Regions from separate parts of the Homo sapiens genome. Here regions 2, 3, 4 and 5 are each linked to region 1. Evidence: chromatin contacts called from ENCODE Hi-C or POLR2A ChIA-PET data. All regions are on one chromosome and are shown on one strand. Each heading gives the region's core, a stretch centred on a gene start or an enhancer-like site at or near the end of the contact. The rest is flanking DNA. Distances are from core to core; before and after follow the strand shown.

Region 1 (3,220 bases), core at 294-2,793:
AATCGACTACTTTCCCTCATCTGGCTCTTCACCCTGAGAATATGAGCATGTGAACTCCTTCCTGAGACCCTTCCTCCTGGCTCCTGAAACCTCTTCTTCACCTTGATGCTCCCTCCTGGCTGCGGCATCATCCCACTCCCTTTATGCTCAAAGTCAACTCCTCAAAAGACTGTTGTCCATTCTCCATCTTCACCCCCACCCCTCCACACGCTCATGGAGGCACAGCAATCCGGCCTCCTGGACAACCACCCCAAGTTCAAAGGTGGATTCCTCATTGCTTCACCCAAGCAGTCATTTCATTCATGACCTTCCTCAACTTCTCTGAAGCACGGACACTGAATACCTTGCACACAGCAGGCTCTCAAATCTGTGTTGAACTGATGAATGACCAGTCCTCCTTCACTGACTGTCCCTCTTCCCTTGGCTACCTGAAGTGGCCAACACTGTCATTTGCCTACCCCAAATACCCCAAATCCCTTTTCCCCATGTGCTTTATTAACAGGATCATAGCTTTATTTAGGAAGGTAATGTTCCCAGTTAAACAAACAAGAAACTTGTATTCCTAGACATTCTAGCAGTGAGGTATCGACAGACATTTACATCCAGAGAGACTTGTTAGAGGCAAACTCAGTTGGGAAGTGCATGTCTGCCACTTGGCATTTGCTCTTTGCCCTTTCTTCCACGGATGATGAACTTGGGAGACAGCATGAGCAGGGCCTCCATATATGCCTGGTTTTCCCTTCCTGGTATGCCTGGCTTTCCTCCACTTCTCTGAACACTTTTTCTTGGGCTCTCTGGCAGGCTTCCACCTTTTTTGACTGTTTCTTAAATGTTCCTGTTCCTCATGGTCTTCCGAATTCTTTTCTTCTCACTGCTTCTGAATAATCTCTTCCATCACCAATGGGTTTAACTGCAACCTACTTGTGATGACTCCCAAATAACTCTTTGAGCCCAGACTTTCTTGAGCTCAAGATTTATATTCCCAGCTGCTTTTAGGGTTTCTATAGTATCTCGCAGGCACTATAAATTTAAAATGCTTCAATTGCAGTTTATCGTATCCCATCCAGCTCAAAGAATGCCACCATTAGCACCCAGTTGTCCAAGCCTGAAATCAAGGGGCCATCCCAATTCCTCCTCAATACATCCTCCCCACAACCTATCAATTAAGCTCTTTCCAATCAATCTCCTTGATGTTCCTTGACTCTGAGTCTTTCTCTGCATTTTCCCTTATACAAACTTAATTGAGATCTCATCATTTCTAACACAGATTGCTGCCCTAGCCTCCTAATTAGTCTGCCTTGTTGGTGAACAACATTGCTAAAGGGACTTTTCTATATGCAAATCTGTCTAACCACTCTCCTTCTTTAAAATCCTGCAAGGGCTTCCCACTGCTTCAGGGCAAACCTCAGAGGTTTTGGCACAGCGTATGACCTCTCACGACTCTCATATCTCCTCCCAGCTCACCCCAACACAACTGCAGCCACATGGGATGACTGTCAGCTCTCAGAATGCGTGGTTCTCTTTGCATCTTACCTTTGCACACACTTCAATGCCTGGCACATCCCCTTCACTCTCAGGCTGAGTGCTCTTTGTCCTCCAAGATGCAGCTCAGGCATGACTTCCTCGTATGAATCCTCTCCTACCCCTCCTGAGGCAAAGGGCAGCGTTTCTTCTCTGTACTCACGTGCTCTGGGACTAACTCTATTGTGACACTTACTGACTATATTGTAATCCTCAGTTTAAATTTCTTCTCTTTCTAGTACACTATTGGCCCCTTGAGGGCAATAACCTCTGTCTATCCATCCATCCATCCATCCATCCATCCATTTTCTATCCATCACAGTGCCTGGCACATGAATAGACACAAAAATGGAAAGTTTAATGCATATATGCGTATTTCTGTTGTTCTTAGATAAGCTACCTTGAGTTCAGAAAGGATGTCTCATTTTTTAAGTCCTTACACATTAAGTAGATGCTTCATAAATGTTTTCTTCCTCCTTTTAGCACTGGATAATCAAGGAATGTTCAAGCATCAAACTGACATGAAAAACTAAGGATGGCTATCAATTTAGTATTTCGAATACTTCCATAAGATATCTTTTCTTGCTATTCCAGGTTCATTCCATAAAGTTTCAGTTTCTTTGAATAGTTTCTCTTTTGGAATAACTTTAAAAATCATTATAAATGCAACTCATATCTATTTTAGAAATATGAGAAAGAGACAGAAAATCACAAAGAAAATAAAAGGAGCCATCAATCTTCTCATCCAGAGATGCCCATTATTTATCTGGTGGGGTATCTTTTTCTAAGCTGTTTTCTGTGATGGTAACACACTGACTTCACTCTCTATCGCCTGTTTCCAGACTGGCACAAGGGCCGAAATGCGCTGCTAATATGCTGGGGCAAACCCCCATCATTCATTCCATCAGAACTCAACCTAACAGTCAAAAGACAAAACAAGGAGAGTCCGTGTGGTGGCCACTCTAAATGATGAAGGCTTCTTAACCTGAGATTGGGCTTGTTTTGGAGCATGCTGTTCTTTGGCTTCAGACCATACTCAGGTGTGTCTTCCGGACTTTCCCTTATCTCTTTGATGAGATTCCGTCCAGCCTGACCAAATGTACTTCTTTCAAGTGGTATATTATATTCACAGGAGTAACTCTGTAATCTTATTATTAAACTCTGTCAATCCCTGTGGTTTTGAAAGTACGAAAAAAATCCCAAATCTTTAGTCTTGGAATATATTTCAAATCTCTCCCACCTGGCAGGGTGCCTCAACACCCACCACTGTGCGGATGTCTCAGTATTACATGTACCCTCTTTTCTCAGCATCAAGGAACAGCATAAACCTATACTTCTTAAATTCAGCCCAACTGAAAGAAATCCAGGAAGTATTTAGCATTGTTGTGATTATTAGCAATCCAATATGAAAAAAAAAATGTGCCCTTTTCCTAGTGTTAATACCGCTAAGTATCCCTGGAATTCTAAGTTCTCTCATGCCCGGGCTTGTTATTTTCCCTTGGATAGCCCTCCTTTGAGAATTTTCAGCAGAATATAAAGGACTATATCCTGGCTCAAGCAAAGCACCCTCTCCATCCCCTCCTCACACACACAAATTAAATTTGCCTTATCAGAAGGAAGGCAGGGGCATCTGGGAACAGAGCAATGGGTTAAAATATCTATGGACCAATCCACCTGTGTGGTAGTAGCAGGTGCTGAC
Region 2 (3,220 bases), core at 417-2,916, 230 kb before region 1:
CTTGGCTTAATGCAACCTCTGCCTCCCGGGCTCAAGCGATTCTCCTGCCGCAGCCTCTGGAGTAGCTGGGATTACAGGCGCGCGACACCACGCCCGGCTAACTTTTCTTTATTTTCTTCTTCTTCTTCTTCTTTTTTTTTTTTTTTTGTATTTTTTAGTAGATACTGGGTTTCACCATGTTGGCCAGGTTAGTCTTGAACTCCGGACCTCAGGTGATCCACCTTCCTAGGCCTCCCAAAGTGCTGAGATTATGGGCATGAGCCACCGCGTCCTGCCAGGAAATCCATTTTCTAAGTCCTAACTTTTAAGCACTGGCAACCAATCCCAAAGTTTCTTCAAACACAATGTGGGCCAAATAACACGTGTGGGAAGTTCAAGCCTAAAGTACAAACTCCGGAGAGCAACACAAATATGGCTTGGACGTGGCCTGCCTCTTTCATCTCCCCTAATACATGCGGCGTACCAGCCACTCTGAAGGGATCCCCTTCCGCCTTCCTGGCCTTTGCCCAGACGGTTCCCTCCTCGTGAAACACCCTCTACCACTTCCTTGGCATCTTCAAGACCCTCATTAAATACCATGTCCTCCCCTTGAGGAATCTTCCTCATCCCCACAGCCATTCTTTGGGTTTCCTCCTTTCAAGCCGTGGCGTAACTGGGTCAGATATTTCTTTGTACCCCCCAAAGGAAGAAAGGGGAACTAATTTGAAGTTCTGAAGACTTTATCTATGTTATTCCCATTTAATCCTCACACCAGGTCCGCAAAATGGGCGTCACCTTTATCTTCTCCCTACAGAAAACAAAGCCACGTCTCAGAGAGGTTAGGGGAATCCCCCAAGGTCACACAGCTCTGCGGAGTGGGGCAGAATCTGGAATAAAGGTCGGGTCAGTTTCCAAAAGCCAGGGCCCCTGCTGCTCTAGCTATTCTGCAGCTCTGAAAGTTTCACCTCGTTCCAGGAAAGCATTTCGTTCAAAAAAATCCAGCCTTGAAAATATTAGGTGTGCGCGCGCCCGTGCGCGCAAACACACACACACAACACACACGCTATATACAGATACACACAGACACACACATTATGTGTATGTATATACTAGCAGATACCATCTATTAATATTACTGAAACAAGTTATCGCAGAGAAGTGACAAGCATGGAGACAGCCGCACACCCCTCGGAACCGGTCCCCTCCACCAGCCTGCCCTGCCTTCGCCCGTGCCTTGACCCGCAGTCGCACCGCAGGACAAAATGTCCCCTTTTCCTTCGGAAAGCAGAAGCCAGTGTAAATGCAACCGGGAGAACCAGAGAAGGGAGTTGCAAGGCCGCTTCCGCCGGGCCGCCCTGAGAAGGAGCGGGGTGAGCTAGTCCAGCGCGCGTACCCGGAGCGACCCCGGCGTGCGCGGCGCCTCCCTGCGCAGGCGTGCGGCGTGCGGCCCGCGGCGTGCGGCCCGCGGCTGTTCCCGGCGCGGATACTTACTGCGCGGCGGGGCGTGCAGGTCGCATCGATGTCGGTGCGCAGGCCACGGCGGCCGCAGAGTGGGGCCAACTCTGCCGGCCGCGGGACCCGGGTGAGGGTCTGGGCCTGGGCTGGGCTGGGTGACGCCAGGAGGCCGGCTACTGCGCGGCGCCCGAGAGTCCACATGCTGCTCCGGGTCTGCCGCCCGCTCCGCCCTCCAGCGCTGGGTGCTGCGGCGACCCCTGGTGGCCACTGGCCGCAGGCACTCTTCTGTGGGGGAGCAGCTAGAGGTTAGACCTCAGGAAGAACTTCCCAGCTTAGCACTATTCGTGCATTTAACAAAAATGGAGAGCCTGCTTTGTGCAAAGCACGGAGTGCAACCAGGACCCCTGACCCAAGGGAGACTGCAGCCTGGTGGCCCGCCGCTTCTAAAATTCTAAACAGGAGGAACTTGGGAGCTGCTGTCTTGCTGGGAAGTGGGTGCATGCACAAATTGAGGCTGCTTGGCCGCCGGTATGGGTTTACAGCAGTTGGGTATGTGGGGCCAGGAGACGGATGCCTTGTGTAAATCTGTACTCTGCCCACTTCCTAGCTGTGTGACCAGAGGGCAAGTTAATTAACCTCTCTGTGCCTTGTTTATAAAATGCGTTTTATAAAAGTTCCTACTTCATAGGATTGTGGTAAGGATAAAATGAGTTAAGCCCTGTAAAGTTTTTTTTGGACAGGGCATGTTCCTGTTAAGTGCACAATAAATATTGTTAATAGATTTTATTGATTGATTGATTGATTGAGACGGAGTCTCGCTCTGTCGCCCAGGCTGGAGGGCAGTGGTGCGATCTCGGCTCACTGCAAGCTCTGCCTCCCGGTTTCACGCCATTCTCCTGCCTCAGCCTCCCGAGTAACTGGGACTACAGGCGCCCGCCACCATGCCTGGCTAATTTTTTGTATTTTTTTTTTTTTTTAGTAGAGACGGGTTTCACCGTGTTAGCCAGGATGGTCTCGATCTACTGACCTCGTGATCCACCCGCCTCATTTATTTGTTTGTTTGAGACAGAGTCTCACTCTGTTGCCCAGGCTGGAGTGCAGTGGTGTGGTCCTGGCTTACTGCAACTTCTCCCTCCCGGGCTCAAGCAGTCTTCCCATTTCAGCCTTCCAAGTAGCTGGGACTACAGGTGTGCACCACCACACCCAGCTAGTTTTTGTATTTTTTGTAGAAAGGGGGTTTCGCTATGTTGCCCAGGGTGGTCTTGAACTTCTAGGCTCAAACGATCTGCCCGCCTGGGCCTCACAAAGTGCTGAGACGACAGGCGTGAGCCACCGTGCCTTGCCTATTGTTGATAGATTTTAAAAGAGAATTTTATTTCTGTTACATATTACAAAGGGATGCAAATTGTGAAAGTTTTCTTCACATTTTATATATGCTTTAGAGGATGTCAAATGTGAGCCGAGTGTGGTAGTGCATGCCTGTGATCTCAGCTACTCAGGAGGCTGAGGCGGGAGGATCACTTGAGCCTGGGAGCTCAAGGCTGCAGTGAGCTATGATTGTGCCTGTGAATAGCCACAGCATTCCAGCCCGGCCATCATAGCAAGATACTGTCTTAAAAAAAAAGAAAATGTCAGTTGTGTACACTTTCCATGGCAGAGAAGATGGGAAGGTACTAAAGTTCTTCCAAAGCCACTTTGTGAATCGTGAAGAGAGACATGTTTACATACTTAGGATGCTAAATGACAAGTGTCAAGAGGAATGTAAACTAACAGGTGTGAGTGTTGA
Region 3 (3,220 bases), core at 448-2,947, 160 kb after region 1:
GAAGGAAAAGAGAGAGATACAGAAGTGGCAAGAGGGAAAACATGGCCCTTTCCATATTATTTTGTAATATGGAAAGGCCTAGAGTGACCTAGGGCTTCATTACTTGTGGGAAGGACCCAGCTGAGAGGAGAGAAGGGGTAACTGATACATGGAAAGTTTCTGGAAAGGTGGGAGGATATGGGAAAGGTGGGAGGATAAGCACAGGCCGTGAGGTGACCCTAATGAGGTCTAAGCGATGGTATAGTGAGAAGTGCAGGAGAGATAAGGATTTGAAGTCAGAAAGTAGGATATTGCAGTTCAGGATAACAATTTTTCATCTCACACTTTCCAAAGTACTAATATACTATCTTGGGGGAAATGAAGTCATACAAGTGTATAATTTTTAGGAAATGTGCAGATCACGTTAAGGTTGTCACAAATGTTAAGCACTTCCCTTTCATTTTCTCTCTCTCGGGTATCTAATTCGATGAGACCTCAATAAAATAATGTAGTAGGAGTTAGGATTTACTAAGCCTTCTTGAGAGCACGTAATCCTTCCAACATCCCTGTGAAGTAGATGCTATTATAGTCTCAATAGTAGAGATGAGGAAATTGAGCTTTAGAGGGGTTAAGTAACTGGTCTGAGGTCACTTGCTATTCTGTGGTAACAGGATTCACAGGATTCAAAGCTTTATCTGAGGCATAAGTTCTGGTGATCTATTGCACAGTGTAGTGACTAGAACAATAATGGATTGTATATTTCAAAATTGCTGAAAGACTAGATTTTAAATGTTCTCATCACAAAAAAATGAGTATGTAAGGTAATGTGTATGGTTAATTAGCCTGATTTGATCATTCCACAATGTATGCATGTATTGAAACATCACATTGTACCACATAAGTATATACAATTATTATTTGTCAATTTAAAGTAAAATTAAAACATTTTTAGAAAGCTTTATCTGCCTACTGCAGGATTCTTTGCTGCCGTGCTGGGCTACATGCCTCATCAGAAAAGACGCTGATAGGCAAATCCACTCAGACATAAACTAGTCTGCAAGGGAGGCAGGACTTCCCTGAGGTAAGATTAAAACCTGTGTTTGTGGCTTGGAGGTTATCACAGCAACATCCCTTAGTAGAAGGTTATCTCTTCTTAAAGTATCACAGTGTGAATGAAACTTATTATAAAATAGGGGAGAAAAGCAAGAGAAATGAAACAAGAAATACCACCTCAAAACGCAACAAGTTTATTTAAGGTTAATCTACGCAGAGAGACAATTGTCCATAGAACCTTAAAGTACTCAGGCAAATATGTAGCAGGTGGGATTTCCAAGTTGCTGCTCTGGGATTTCCAACGTTTTACTGTGCAGCCTGAGGGCAAGTTTCTTTGTTGACTGTGTACTTCTACTTCACCACAGAGTACTTCATTTTGATCTGCGCTATGATATTTTTCAGAGAGTTGCTTATTTCAGGGAAATGCCATATACAACGAAGAGACGTCCGGAAATACTTTACATCAGATCTGGGCAGTTTCCCTGAGACAAAATGGCTGCCCACAGGGTTTTCACAGGGGCGGGTCTTTGGTCATTTTTAATTGACATCAGTGAAATTTGACCCGTGGCTAGAGGTCACCAGGATGTGTGCTTGAGTTTACTTCCCCTTCTTTAAGCTCCAGTGACTCCACCCAGCAAAACAAGGGATGGAATGATTGACATCTGTCTGCCAAGGGCTCTCCTGGGAACTTCAGGAGCATTCTATTTCTAGGAAGAAAGCAAGACTCTAGGGTCGGGATTTTCCATTACTGCTTCTGGAAATCTAAGAAATGCTTTTTAGTCTCTCTTCTTCCCTTCTTCTATTCCACCGAAAATAAAAACTTTCCCCCAAACCTATAAACCGTGAAAGTAAAGAGATAACACAAACAGACATTTTTGTTGACGTTCCTTCTTCTTTCACTTCAGCTTCTTCGTTAGAAGCAATTCGTGGCCTTTGAAGGTTGAATCAGGAAAGTTAAAGGACTGTAATTATTCAAAGTGTACTTTTCTTCTGGGGATGCTTGGGGGTTGACTTTGGGGTTCCACGGCCTGGAAATTTAAGGCAATAAAGAGCAAATGACAGTGACTGCCTCATGAAAAGTTTGCTTTCTCAATGCTGTGACAGGAGCTATAGAATAAAAAAAATCCTTGCATGTCATTTATTCATAATCTTATGAAGTAGATTATCTTTGCCCTATTTATGTTTCTCACTTTAGATTATTGGGGAACAGCCTGAATCCAGGGAGGGTGATGTTTCTGGCTTCTTGCCTTATAACTAACTTTTTAGCAACTCCCAGTTTCTTGATTTCACTAATCTTTCCCAAGCCTTAAAATCTCTTTATAAGATATTGAACTTTAACTGACAGCAAGTATATTTGAAGATAGGGTTGGTAGAAGAAAAACAGAACTACACCGTAATTATAACTATATATGCATATTAACAATGGCCTACATATATTTTCCAGCCATTGGGCTAAGCTCCTTATAGGAATTACCTCTCTATAATTACCTTATAGAATTCTATAATTACCTTATAGAATTTACAGTAATCCTATAAGGTTGGTACTATTATCATCTCTTTATTTTCTGCTGAGGAAACTGAGATTTAGAATGATTGAACAGCCATTGCAAAATTGTAACTGAGACGGTGAAAGAGATCTGACCTAACCAACTCCATCTCGCTTCTAACCTCCAAGCTGTCCTTGTTCATTCCTGGGCATAGGCCGAACTAACTTTGGGAGAAACAGTTTATAGTTTAAAACAAAGATGATGACAGCCCTTTCCCAAAACAAACCTCCTTTTTGCCTGGGGACTAGACTGCCTTTGTAGGACTGAGAAATTAGCCACAAGGTTAAAAATTATGATTTAGAAGTCATGCAGCTGGAGGCTATAAAATTCTGACCCTCCCTAAACTTCTCCTAAGATTAGTGCTTGAGATATTTTGCAGCCCCTGCACTTAATGGATCATCTGGCACCACCCAGATCGATAAACTGGCTCATCTGATCTTGTGGCCCCCACCCAGGAACTGACTCAGTACAAGAAGACAGCTTTGACTCCCTTGCTTTCATCTCTGACCAATCAGCACTCCTGGCTCACAGGCCTCCCCCTACCCACCAAGTTGTCCTTAAAAACTCTGATCCCAGAATGCTCAGGGAGACCGATTTGAGTAATAATAAAACTCCCATCTACCGCACAGCCATCTGTGCGT
Region 4 (3,220 bases), core at 505-3,004, 150 kb before region 1:
TCTCCCCATTCCAACAGAAGACTGGAGGATTTTATTTTTTTTCTCCCTGCGGAAAACACAGAACAGGATGTGTGGACCCAGGGACACCAGAAGCAATTGAGGTAAAAGAAAGAGAGGAAGTAAATATGTATATACTAGATGCTAAGACACCTGTTCCTGCCAGATGTCCCAGAAGGCTGACAGCCAGGCCTTTCTCCTCCAAGCAAGAAACTGGAAGCATCTCCTATAGGGAGTCTGACCAGCTCAATAGCTTGCTGGTCAACAAGCTCTGCTCAAGTGCTTAAGTTTCCAGTCAGGGATTTTTTTTTTTTTTTTTTTTTTTTTAAGACAGAGTCTTGCTCTGTTGCCCAGGCTGGAGTACAATGGTGCAATAACAGCTCACTGCAGCCTCAACCACCCAGGCTCAAGCCATCTGAGCCTCTGAGTAGCTGGGACTACAGGTGTGTCACTGCACTTGGCTAATTTTAATTTTTTTTGTAGGGATGGGGTCTCACTAGTATTGCCCAGGCTGGTCTCGAACTCCTGGGCTCCAACAGTCCTCCTACCTCGGCCTCCAAATATGCTGGGATTATAGGTGTGAACCACCACACCTGGCCTCTAATCAGTTTTCTAGTCTCCCACTCAAGCCTTAGTTGAGCAGACAAATGAAGATTTCCAAAAATCTGAGGAAAACCTCCAGTATAGAACATGTAGACTACAAAGAGAAAAAGGCAGCCTGGATGAAAACCGAGACTAAAAAGGGAGAAGAAACAAAATTCAGGGCAAAACAAAAAACATAATCCTAATATCTTCAGGAAAAAAGAGAAATTACAATCATGAAAAAAGGAAAGATTGCTAAAAAATAAAATCTCAGCGAACAAAAAAAGAATTCTTATAAAACATGGTAATGGAAATTAAAAACTCAGTGGAAGGATTAGGAGATGAAGTTGAGGAAATCTCTCAGAAACTAGGACAGAAACATAAATAGATGGGACTGAAGACAGAAAAGTAGAGAAAATTGGAAGACAAATCCAGGATATTCTGTATGCATAAAAGGAATTACAAAAAGGAAAAAGAAAATAGAGAGGAGGAAATAAGAAAATAGTTTAGAAAATTTCCCCAAACTCAAAACATGAGTTTGCAGGTTGAAAAGGTCCCCTGAGTGCTTAGCATGCTGGCTGAAAATAGACCTGCACCAAGGCCTAGCATCATGAAATACTGAGACTCTGAGAGAAAATCAAAGAGTTTACAGGTTTCTGCAATAATAATAATAATAATAGGAAGAAAGAAAGAAAGGAAGGAAGAAAGGAAGGAAGGAAGGAAGGCAGGCAGGCAGGCAGGCAGACAGGCAGACAGGCAGGCAAAGAAAGCAAGCCATTTACAGAAGATCAGAAATCAGAACAGCACTGGATTTCTCAATGGTAATTGGAAACTAGAAGACAATGGAGCCAAGCCTTCACCATGTTGAAAAAAAAAATCCAAAATATTTGCAATCTAGAATTCTATACTAGTTAATCTATCAATCAAGTGTTAGGGTTAGAATAAAGACTTAAGACATGCAAGATCTCAAATATTTTGCCTGCAATGAATATTTTTCATACTGGAGGATTTTCTTCTGGAAAATGTGTTCCACCAAAATGAGGGAGTAAACCAAGAAAGAGGAAGAAGCAAAGAGGAAGATGTAGGAGATGACAAACAACGGAACTGATACAGACAAGAGGTTACTAGAATCCCCAGAATGATGGAGCAGAGAGGCCCCAAAGTAACATTTGTACATCAGGTCCTAGAGGGCAACCAGTTCAGTCCAGGCTGGTCAGAAGTGTCTGGCGGAAACTTCTGCAAGACAATAAAAGGAACAGAACCTCATGCACTTAAATGGTTTGAGAAGAAATGAAGACACTGGTGGAAAGCTTAGGGTTCTATTAAGGAAAAATACACAGAAAACTAAGCAAACCGAAGAACAAGGCAGTCATTTATTACAATAAAAACAAAAAGTCACACAGGAAAGGAAACTGAAACATAGTATATGACACTATTCACAAAGCCATAATAAAACACTCAATATCGATCGGACTACAGTCAAGATGTAACTATACAGGGAAACTGGAAGGGTGTAGGAGGAGGGGGTGGGAACAGTACACATACGTGGTATGTGTCGGGTGGAGAAAAGACAGCTAAATCTTCGTCTTCTATAGTGGGCAGTTATTAGCTAATGCCTACACCCAATAGATCAAGCAATAACAATATAAGCATGTTATTTAGAAAAACCAAAGTAATTGCCAAAGGAATCAGCTCAAAGAGTTGAAGGTGATTGCACATGAAGACGTAGGGGGAGGTGGACTACGGCTTGCTCTTTTTCTTAACACATGTTACACGACTATTTGTTAAACTCTGGGCATAGAGTTTTGTTACAAAAATAATTTATAAATTTTAAAATCAATCAATACCTTTTTTAATAAATAAAAGGGCTGGATGACATGATGGCCAAAGTTCCCTCTCATCTCCAAAGCTCCGTGATTCTTTCAGGATGAGTTTTACCACTTAGGTTGGAAAGGCAGGAGGGTGAACAGGGAAAAGGCGAAGGCTCGACCGGTTCCCTAAATGAGCTTTGACCTGGCCTTCGAATACCTGGCCTCTCTCCTGTCACAACTCAGTGACCACACAGAAAGCAGCAGGTGAGGGTGGTTGGAATTAGGAGGACACCAACTGAAATGCACTCATACATAAATAAAAGACAAAAAATCTTCTCCCAGACAAAGTGCTTAGTCTGAACCATTCTTCCAGTGTGATGAGAAGCAATGAAAGAAAAGACAGAGAAACTCTACCATTATTTTTTTCCCCATGTAGCCTTCAGGATGAAATTTGCATTATAGCCAAATCCTTCATTTTGAAAACAAATCTGGTCATTTTTAAGTTATTTGTGACCTTCCACACACTAATTTTTAATAGGGCTGGCTGGAAAAATAATGAGCTCCATTACTTCATTACACATGTCACCTTTATTACTTTATCCTTGAAAACAGGTTATTAAATGATTCCATTTTAGATTAATATTATTCTGAATGGAGAGTTTAACATTGTCTCCTAGTTCCCTCCTTACACTTACCTAATTCTCCTGCACCCATAACTATCATGAACTAAATGCAAAGGCAGGTTGTGGTAGAGGCGTTTGGTCTGTCTGTGGGGAGGCTGGGCCAGCTTGGTGCTGTGAAGTGAATGAGTCCTCAGCAGCAGGTTTATG
Region 5 (3,220 bases), core at 508-3,007, 130 kb before region 1:
GTATTTTCAGTAGAGACAGGGTTTCGCCATGTTGGCCAGGCTGGTTTCGAACTCCTGACCTCAAGTGATCCACCCACCTAGGCCTCCCAAAGTGTAAGGATTACAGGCATGAGCCACTGCGCCCGGCCACTGCAGCTATCCTTTAAAAACTTAATTAATATATTTTATTTCTTAGAGCAGGTATTTTTAAATTTTTCTTCTGCAAATTTACTTGTATAAATAAATCACAAGAACGTTTGTCTTTTTAAAAAAGTTACATATCTTTACCTTCTTCATCAAGGCTGCTAAAACTTTGTCCTTCAGTCAGCAAATCCCGCTTCTCATCCTTCCATTCCTGGCTAATTGAGGACACAATCTCCTGTGAAGTGGCCTTTAGGGCGGCGATTGAATTGCACCGTTTCTTAGACGGTGAAGCCTTCAAAGCTAGACAGAAAGGAAAAGGACAAATACAGATATTTACTGTAAAATCACATTACTATTTTATTTAAAAGTGAATATTTTATTATTTATTAACATTTTAGTTATTATTTGAATAGAAGACAAGACGCTTATTTTATATATATGGAAAGGGAGATGAACTTGTTTCATCTGATGAATACGATGAATTGGCTATATTATTTGTCCAAAATGACTTGACTTAAATCAGAATTTCCTAGAGCAAATTAAAAGTTAAAATTTCTCTCCAGATTTTGCAATAAAGTCTTACTTGAGGTAAAATTCAAATGTTTTATTGCTAAAGAATCATTCCCCCCTCTCCAAACAATGTTTTTCTAGTGCTGGGAGGAGGATGGGTGAGTTGATAAGCACAGATGGTAAAGTATAGAGAATTCTCACGACCCTGGTTTTATTAACTTGGGACTGGGAATTTCTAAACATGCCAATGTTTAATCTTCTACTCATGTTGCCCAATTTAGCCAAGTTACTTCTGGTTGCTTTTTTCTTTCTGTGACTTTCCACTGACATTTCCTACCCTTTAGCTCTTTTCTAGGTCATGGTTTTATGTCAGACGTATAATTCACTTCCAATCTTTGTCTAAACAGCAGTCTACAACTTCAGAAGTGTGTTGGGAACCTGAACTAATGAAAATGTACTTCACCATCAATCATGCTTGCTGAAGCCTGGGACTTCATGGAGGACACGTCCATGGAAGCTGCTTAAGCGGCAGCAAGGCCATCCTTATTTACATTCACTATTTGCTGCAATAATTCTTCTTGGCTTAATATTGCTTGAGAATTTCCTTGGAGGGAGGGGGAGAGGGAAGTTGAGGCCTCTTTATGTTTTCCCCTGAATATGTTTTTGGCAGTGTCTCTCTTCCTTTAGAAGTTTGCATAAAGGGGTAGCCTGATAGTAAGTGTATTAGAGTAATTGTGTTTAGCCTTGGGAATCTCAGAGCTTAGATTACACAGCTCATCTGGGGCCTTCCCAGAGGCTGCTTGCAAGAACTTAATTGGAGAAGGACTTTGGGACACACAAATGAGAGAAGAATGGAGGACAATCTCTCCACTTAAAGAGAAGGGAAGGTTTATTTGTCCCTCGAGCAGTCTTAGAATCATAATAATATCATCATCCTAATAAATAACATTTGTGGAGGGCTTTAGAGTCTGGAATCCAACATTCACATTGCATATCTCAAACCATCCACATGTATGAGGAAGAGGAAGGCCCTTTTTTAGGCCCAGAAACTGAGAATAGAAAGATTGTGGCTTGCTCAGGGTCACAGAACTAGCAAGCATGAATTTCAGGTGTCTTTCTTTTCTTAAGTTGCTTTCTAGGTGGTTCATTTTCTAGTTCTTTAGCATTCTGTTTTCTGGTTAAACTGAGGGGAGAAAAAGATAAACCTTGAATTTGTTTTTCTTTGAGGGGAAGAAATTTTTGAATGTTTAAAAAATAAGTTATGTTTACCTTAATTCTCCACTCTCTCAAACAGTGGTTACACTTGTTTTACAAGGAAGAAGCCATTATTGTCACACTGGCCTCTGCCTTAACATTCTATCTGCTAACTTTTATTTATTTTATTTTATTTTATTTTTCTTTAAGTTCTGGGATACATGTGCTGAACATGCAGGTTTGTTACATAGGTATACATGTGCCAAGGTGGTTTGCTACACCTATCAACCTATCATCTCTATCTGCTAACTTTTATAGACCTTCAATAAACTCCTGTCTTTCAATATAGTATTTTAAAACTGCTTCTTCTTCTTTTTTTTTTTTTTGAGACGGAGTTTTGCTCTTGTTGCCCAGGCTGGAGAGAATGGCGCAATCTCGGCTCACTGCAACCTCCGCCTCCCAGGTTCAAGCAATTCTCCTGCCTCAGCTTCCTGAGTAGCTGGGATTACAGGCATGCGCCACCATGCCTGGCTAATTTTGTATTTTTAGTAGAGACGGGGTTTCTCCATGTTGGTCAGGCTGGTTTCGAACTCCTGACCTCAGGTGATCTGCCTGCCTTGGCCTCCCAAAGTGCTAGGATTACAGGCATGAGCCACTGTGCCCAGCTGTATTTTAAAACTTCTAAATCAGAGGATCTCAGATGTGGGGTGGAAACTAAGGGGTCTCTGAGACCCTTTCAGAAGATCTGTGATGTTAAAATTATTTTCATCATCATCATAAGACATTATTTGCCTTTTTCACTTTCATTCTCTCATATGTGTAGAGTTTTCTAGATGTTACATGACCTGTGATGTCACCACATATTGAATTCAGAAGCAGATGTGAGACTCCAACTTATCTTCTATTAAGCCAGACGTTAAGGATTTCAAACAAAAAGGTAAAACAATTCCACTTTTCTCACTAAATTATTTGTGGAAAATATAATTATATTTTGTAATTATTTATGTTAAAAATTGACTGATGTTAACACGCAATTTTTTTTGTTAACTGGTAAGAATTAATAAATATTTTTAAATTTTTCTCAATTTTAATTTCTAATATGTGAAATATAGATAGCTATCACCCACATAAATAAAAGCTCTTTGGTGTCCTCAATAATTTTTAAGGGTGTAATGTGGCCCTGAGACCAAAAGGTTTGAGAACTGCTTTTCTACATCATAGTTCTTAGGTCAATGTTATTTCTCTAAACGAAGAAACAGCAATGATCAAAAGGTTTTCGGCAGTACCAAGGAAATGCGATCAGGGTGAGAGCCGTGTAATGAGGAAAAGATACTCAGGAGACCTATACTCATGGCATTTCATGGAGTGAGGGCCAAAAGACTGGAAAAAGAAG

The links. A loop is a pair of places that touch in the nucleus more often than their neighbours do. ChIA-PET counts read pairs that join two places held with the same protein, here RNA polymerase II (POLR2A). Pooled maps may share reads with other maps.
Region 2: a pooled map shows a loop between it and region 1 (2.5-fold over the local background). The contact joins the promoter of FXN here to the enhancer-like site in region 1. A Hi-C loop is called at or near these places in 7 of 50 pooled maps. POLR2A ChIA-PET finds 5 or more read pairs at or near these places in 2 of 52 experiments (activated CD8-positive, alpha-beta memory T cell and naive thymus-derived CD4-positive, alpha-beta T cell).
Region 3: a loop to region 1 is called in a map of chondrocyte, with 2.0 times the contacts of the local background. The contact joins two enhancer-like sites. A Hi-C loop is called at or near these places in 1 of 168 maps with a recorded cell type or tissue (chondrocyte), 8 of 37 single-sample maps with no recorded cell type and 9 of 50 pooled maps. POLR2A ChIA-PET finds 5 or more read pairs at or near these places in 1 of 52 experiments (MCF 10A).
Region 4: a loop to region 1 is called in a pooled map, with 4 times the contacts of the local background. The contact joins two enhancer-like sites. A Hi-C loop is called at or near these places in 3 of 37 single-sample maps with no recorded cell type and 12 of 50 pooled maps. POLR2A ChIA-PET finds 5 or more read pairs at or near these places in 1 of 52 experiments (OCI-LY7).
Region 5: a map with no recorded cell type shows a loop between it and region 1 (5-fold over the local background). The contact joins two enhancer-like sites. A Hi-C loop is called at or near these places in 8 of 37 single-sample maps with no recorded cell type and 13 of 50 pooled maps.

Annotation. Positions count from the first base shown.
Region 1 is chr9:68,801,039-68,804,258 of GRCh38, reverse strand. All of the region lies in intron 2 of PIP5K1B (phosphatidylinositol-4-phosphate 5-kinase type 1 beta), which reads right to left. Among named protein-coding and RNA genes, the nearest start is that of PABIR1, 23 kb to the right of the region's middle. Within about 2 kb of position 1,543, at least 3 of the 41 ENCODE cell types and tissues checked have a DNase peak (open chromatin) inside an H3K27ac peak, as active enhancers do; they include OCI-LY7, where a contact is called at or near this core.
Region 2 is chr9:69,034,198-69,037,417 of GRCh38, reverse strand. FXN (frataxin) reads right to left here and starts at 1,666. Exons shown (of 5, transcript NM_000144.5): 1 at 1,471-1,666. The coding sequence starts at 1,635. RefSeq lists silencers at 431-725, 1,308-1,777 and an enhancer at 1,098-1,147.
Region 3 is chr9:68,642,433-68,645,652 of GRCh38, reverse strand. TMEM252-DT (TMEM252 divergent transcript) reads right to left here. Exons shown (of 5, transcript NR_187592.1): 5 at 1,203-2,060. Among named protein-coding and RNA genes, the nearest start is that of PIP5K1B, 61 kb to the left of the region's middle. RefSeq lists an enhancer at 1,664-1,743. Within about 2 kb of position 1,697, at least 3 of the 41 ENCODE cell types and tissues checked have a DNase peak (open chromatin) inside an H3K27ac peak, as active enhancers do.
Region 4 is chr9:68,950,910-68,954,129 of GRCh38, reverse strand. All of the region lies in intron 14 of PIP5K1B (phosphatidylinositol-4-phosphate 5-kinase type 1 beta), which reads right to left. LOC101927069 (a long non-coding RNA gene) reads left to right here. Exons shown (of 3, transcript NR_110647.1): 3 at 1-1,042. Among named protein-coding and RNA genes, the nearest start is that of PRKACG, 62 kb to the left of the region's middle. RefSeq lists an enhancer at 3,048-3,220. Within about 2 kb of position 1,754, at least 3 of the 41 ENCODE cell types and tissues checked have a DNase peak (open chromatin) inside an H3K27ac peak, as active enhancers do; they include OCI-LY7, where a contact is called at or near this core.
Region 5 is chr9:68,932,093-68,935,312 of GRCh38, reverse strand. It overlaps PIP5K1B (phosphatidylinositol-4-phosphate 5-kinase type 1 beta), which reads right to left. Exons shown (of 16, transcript NM_003558.4): 13 at 268-423. Among named protein-coding and RNA genes, the nearest start is that of PRKACG, 80 kb to the left of the region's middle. RefSeq lists an enhancer at 2,083-3,220. Within about 2 kb of position 1,757, at least 4 of the 41 ENCODE cell types and tissues checked have a DNase peak (open chromatin) inside an H3K27ac peak, as active enhancers do.